2 separate regions of the Homo sapiens genome follow, and region 2 is linked to region 1. A link is a loop called in an ENCODE intact Hi-C map of the cell type or tissue named here. Cell type or tissue: endothelial cell of umbilical vein. All regions are shown on one strand.

What was found. Hi-C counts contacts between places; a loop is a spot of excess contacts. Peaks named below come from ENCODE experiments on the same cell type or tissue, not always from the same donor. Only the 100,000 strongest peaks of a DNase experiment are listed, where the experiment ranks them.
Region 2: a loop joins it to region 1, with 8 times the contacts of the local background. A loop is called at or near these places in 1 of 110 quality-filtered maps.

The regions. Positions count from the first base shown.
Region 1 is chr12:77,979,545-77,982,044 of GRCh38, reverse strand. All of the region lies in intron 5 of NAV3 (neuron navigator 3), which reads right to left. Among named protein-coding and RNA genes, the nearest start is that of NAV3, 150 kb to the right of the region's middle. In endothelial cell of umbilical vein, no CTCF peak of the experiment used is centred here; a DNase peak (open chromatin) is centred at 1,114; H3K27ac peaks cover 1,503 bases.
Region 2 is chr12:78,880,982-78,883,481 of GRCh38, reverse strand. All of the region lies in intron 1 of SYT1 (synaptotagmin 1), which reads right to left. Among named protein-coding and RNA genes, the nearest start is that of SYT1, 17 kb to the right of the region's middle. In endothelial cell of umbilical vein, no CTCF peak of the experiment used is centred here; no DNase peak of the experiment used is centred here.

The DNA.
Region 1 (2,500 bases):
TCAGTTTTTATAACTCTTCATCTATATTAAGAAATTTTATAGAAAATCATTTTAGAATCATCCTTGTTTCTGGCCCTATCTATTTACCCTCAGTCTTGGAGTCACATAAACATATCACAAGAGAAGAAATCCCTATTCAGAATCCGTATATAGTGAGACATGTAGTACTCTTGATTCCCAAAGAAAGAAAAAAGCATGCCTAATTATGATATCACATTTGTTTCTTCTAAAAGCACCATTCACAAGGAAACAAAGAGGAATATAAAGAAACAAAACTCAGAGTATAAAATAAGGCATTTCTTGGGTTTGAGTTTTAGTAGGCAATTTTTACCTCCCAATTTTTTCTTCTATAATACAGTATTATGTTAAAAAGACAGAAATTATTTCCTTTCAAATTCACTGAAAATGGCTTGAGAAAAAAAATCGGGAATAAAGTACCCAAGATATACTATAATTAAATATATTTTTTAAAGTTTAATGCTAAGGAATTTTAGACAAAAGAACAAACTTTAAAGACAGTTAAATACATTCACTAAGGGTTTTTAAGACTGAGATAGATGGAAATAAATTTCTTTATGTGTCCTATGATTGCTTGGGATAGAAATGAAACCATATATTCAGAATTAAGATTTAAAGAGCTCCTTAAACCAAATTCTTTCTTTAGTATAAAGACTTCTGCAGGATCCTTGTGAACTGCTATAAAATGATAACTAACATGCTATTAGCACTAAGAAAGAGAGAGATATTTAGCCACTTCTGCAAATATATCTTTAGTACCTCAAAACTATATGTGGTCCTTAAAAAATATTAAAGGCATTTTGCAAAAAGTGTCCTCACTGCAGAGTATATCATAAAATACGTTCTCCTTTTGCTAAGAGTTCACTGAAAACAGTTATTGCCTAATCCATAAATAAGTCAGAAACAGCTTTTATCCACATGTGTTTCTTTTTAGTAACCGGGTGGCTGAAATATCATCTGAATTGCATTTGGGACAGGTTACTGTGATAACTTATCCTTTTAGTGAAATACGGTATGAAAATATGTTATAACCTCTGTCTTATCTTAAATTTCCACAGGCAGTTAATAAGGCCACCTGCATGGTCTGCTTTTGTGGGATCTCAAAACAGTAACTAAAGAGGGAGAGGCCTGTGTAAGATATTACAGCATCAAAGTCTCTTGCTCTTTTAGGAATGTCAAACTTCAAGATAAAGGAGAATTCAGGAAATGAGGCTCATATTTCTTTTACAATATCACCATAAATTAGATTTTCCACAATGCTGTTACTTACACATAGCTCAAAGTACTACGCTACAATGCTGTTCTGTGGATGTTTCCCATTTTCAATTTTTAGTTTGGAGTAAAATTACATCTCAATACATTCAGAGCTTCATTCCAAAAGTTCATTTGAATGCAACCACCTTAAAAAAATTGGAACTTGAATACTGGTAGAAAAAGTTATTTTGTCAAACTAAAAATTTAAACCAACTTAGGCAAAGACCACACAGATCAGTGAAAAATCAGATTATTTAATACTTCTAAATACTTAAAAAGCATTGTAGTCATCATAAAATATGTTAAATTATTTCTTAATACATATATTCAGGAAAATAACTTTTATTACATTTAAAAGATGAATATCTATAAAGTATGTGAAGATTTGTGAGAAAATCTAGTCTATCAAGTCCTTATAATTGGGCTGCTCTCCATTTAATGCAAAGAAAATATAATCATCAATACAATCATAATCAAACCAGCCCAATTGTCCCATAGAACTGACGTTTATGGTTTCTTTTGAATAAACATAGAAATTGACCCCTCCAGTCTTAAAACTTGAGAAACTTACGGTTGTCTTATCTGGGTTTTTTTCTTGGGAAACCAACCATCAGGCAACCCAAATAGTGTCAAGGAACTGAAACTTATCAGATAATTATATCTGGACAATAAGACGCCAAGCCCCTCATCTGTCATGATTGCTTAACTGACCACCTGCTTCCTGTTGACCAATTCCTCTTCCTTATCCCTCCCTCATTCCTGTTTTCCCACACATAGTTACATTTCTTCCTTGCCATATAAACCCCTAATTTTAGTTGGATTTGAGACTGGTATCCCTTCTCCTCAGCTGCAGCACCCAGTTAAAGCCTTTTTCTCTGGCAATACTCGTTCTCTCAGTAAGTGGCTTTCTGTGTAGCACACAGCAGGACCTAGACCAAATCTCTGGCATTTCAGTAACAATATTAGTAAGCAGTGACTGGGGTCACAAAACATCTCTGATGGGTGAGCGTTGTTCTAGAGCCTGCCACACAGCAGAAAGAGAAGGCTTTTTTTTTTTTTTCTTTTTTTTTTTTCGTTTCACATCTTATGAGACTGAGAGATCAGTCAGAAAGAGGGAGGCACTTGGGGTGGTCAGAAGTAGAAGCATAGAAAAGGGCACATAAAGAGGTGTATGTTGAAAGTGTGCCCTTGACTAATGGTTAAAGTCTCATAAGCAAGATAAGTTACT
Region 2 (2,500 bases), 900 kb before region 1:
CTTGGAAGAGAAGACTTGACTACATCTAATATCAGTTCATGAAGGCTTATTACCAAAACCACACATTAAAGTATTACACTTATTCAAAAGAAATATATAAGTGAGTGAGAAACGAATGAAAAAATCAAGAAGGATGATACTTCAGTGATATCCACCAAAGATTTTTAAGTACTACTTAGTATGTGCCATGTATTGCTAGGTCGGTACTGGGGAAAAAATTGCAAACAATATAGAAATGGTTCCTGCAATCATAGAGGACTTAACTCAATCTTATTTTTTGCATTGTGTCAATAAACATCAATTGTTCACTGTTATAACATTATAATTTAGTGTATTACTGTTCGAAGAAATTACAGAAATACACACATAGAATCTCAGAGATTTTTTGACATAGTTATTCTCAACTGGGTAATCAAGTAATAAGATATTTTTTTAAAAAATCATATGACCTTGTATTTCAGTAACAATCTCTACTTTATCTTTAGCTAGAAGATTTATTTTTCACTGCACTTTTTTAGGTAGTTTCTGAAAATGAGTTTTCACACCCAGAGGATGTAAGATCACAGACTGTTCCCATTACAAAGAAAAGAAGCAAACAAGAAAAAAAAATCTATGATGCCATGATTCAGAGAAAAGAGATTATCAAAACAATTGGATAAAAACTCAAGGTTAAAATTTTAGCAATATATATTTAAAGCACTTCTCTACATTCACTTCAGATTTCTGTCAACTAAATTTAGTCTCATCAGTACCCTCACCTATGAGATATGAATTTATAAATATATTTCTTCTTTAAAATCGTTTAAGTTTTCAATATTTTCAAACTTAATGTCTACTTAGGGTTTACCGAAATATTTTCATTTTGTTGCAATTATTTGTTCAAATCTCTCTACCACGCAGAGTTTGCCAATTCTTGGCAGTTCTGGAGGAATTTTGGAAAGCAAATTATTCATACTACTATAATATGAAAAAACTGAATATTTACTCTCAGATATAAATAATAAAAATTTATTTTTAAAGAGTCAGCCATATTACATTGCTGAATTTACAATTTTAGTGTCTAATGATAGTAGATACACTCATAGAGTGATTAAATTTGTATTCAGATTGGATCCAATCACTGTGGAAAGCTCAGCTTTCTATTTTAACCAAGCCTGCTCATCCTCCCTCAAATATACCAGACTACAATATTATTTTCTGTTTCCTCCCCAATACAGAAAACTTCATACTTCTTTAAAGATTAGGGGATAAAGAAAGCATCTATTTAAAGTTCAGTCAATCGCCTATGCATCTTATCATCTCCCCATTCATTCAGCAAACGTTTTTTGAACATCTACTATGTGTCAGGTGTTGAGTGTAACTGGCATTGTGGCTGCTTCCATAGAGCATACATGGCCCCCGACCTCTTATGGTTTATGTTCTTAGTGGCTTCTCCTGGCATTTAATGAATAGTATAATAAATAAATATATAATTGCAAATTGTGCAAATGTTATAAAAAAAATACAGGGTGCTATGGGAAATATAATGGGAGACAAAATTGTCATTGAGAGATCAGAAGTATCCTCTCTGATTTAAGCAGATGCCTGAGGGATGAGTCAAGTTTAGCAAGCCAAAAAAATCATCTTAACATTTCTCTTGTCAAAGATGAGCCCTAGAATCAGCTTCTCAAAGAGAGCTGGTACTCTTCTTCTTTTATCTCCTCTTTTTTTTTCTATCTTTTCCCTTCCTCTGTCCTCTCCTCATCTCCTCTCCTCTTTTCTTCTTTTGAAAGGAAAATTACCAAGCGAAGGTTACTTGGTTTCCCTAGACTGCATGAAGCTTACTCTCCCCAAAGCATAAATGGCTAGTGATATAATCAAGTTTAGCTTTACAAACACAGTTAGAAAATGCCTGATTTCTGTGCATATTTTAGAAGTTTTCCCCCATCAAGGCTAAATATACTCATTCTCTTTTTATTCAACAAGGTTCGATAATGTCTGTTATGTGCCAGACATTCCTCCAGTAAATGGGAATACAAAGAATAAGACACAATCTTTAAACCCAGCGAGTTCAAAACCAAAAGGGGGTGGCTCTATGAACAATAATCCTAAAACAACATGACAAATGTAATGCTGGAAATATGCTGAGAGTATTACATAAGCTTTGAACTACAGAGATGGGTTGGGAAAAATTTCTTTGAGAAACAGACCTAAAAAATAAATTAGAAGTGAAGGGAGCGATATAAAATTGATGTAGTTAAGGGTAGCAGTTGTTCATGGAGAGGGACAGGAGGGAAGTATTTGGGGGTGACAAGTACTGTGACGAGCCAAGCAAAGTCAATTATAATGGGTATATAGGAATGAGAGGCATTTCCTTTTGTTTTCTAATTTTGAGGAAGCTGCATGTGTATGTCAATCAGAAGAATAATCTGATCACATTTGTGTTCAGTGACTTAGGTGACTGTGAGGAAGATGAGTTGGAAGAAAGCAGGACTGTAAGGTAGAAAAGCCAGTTGGAAAA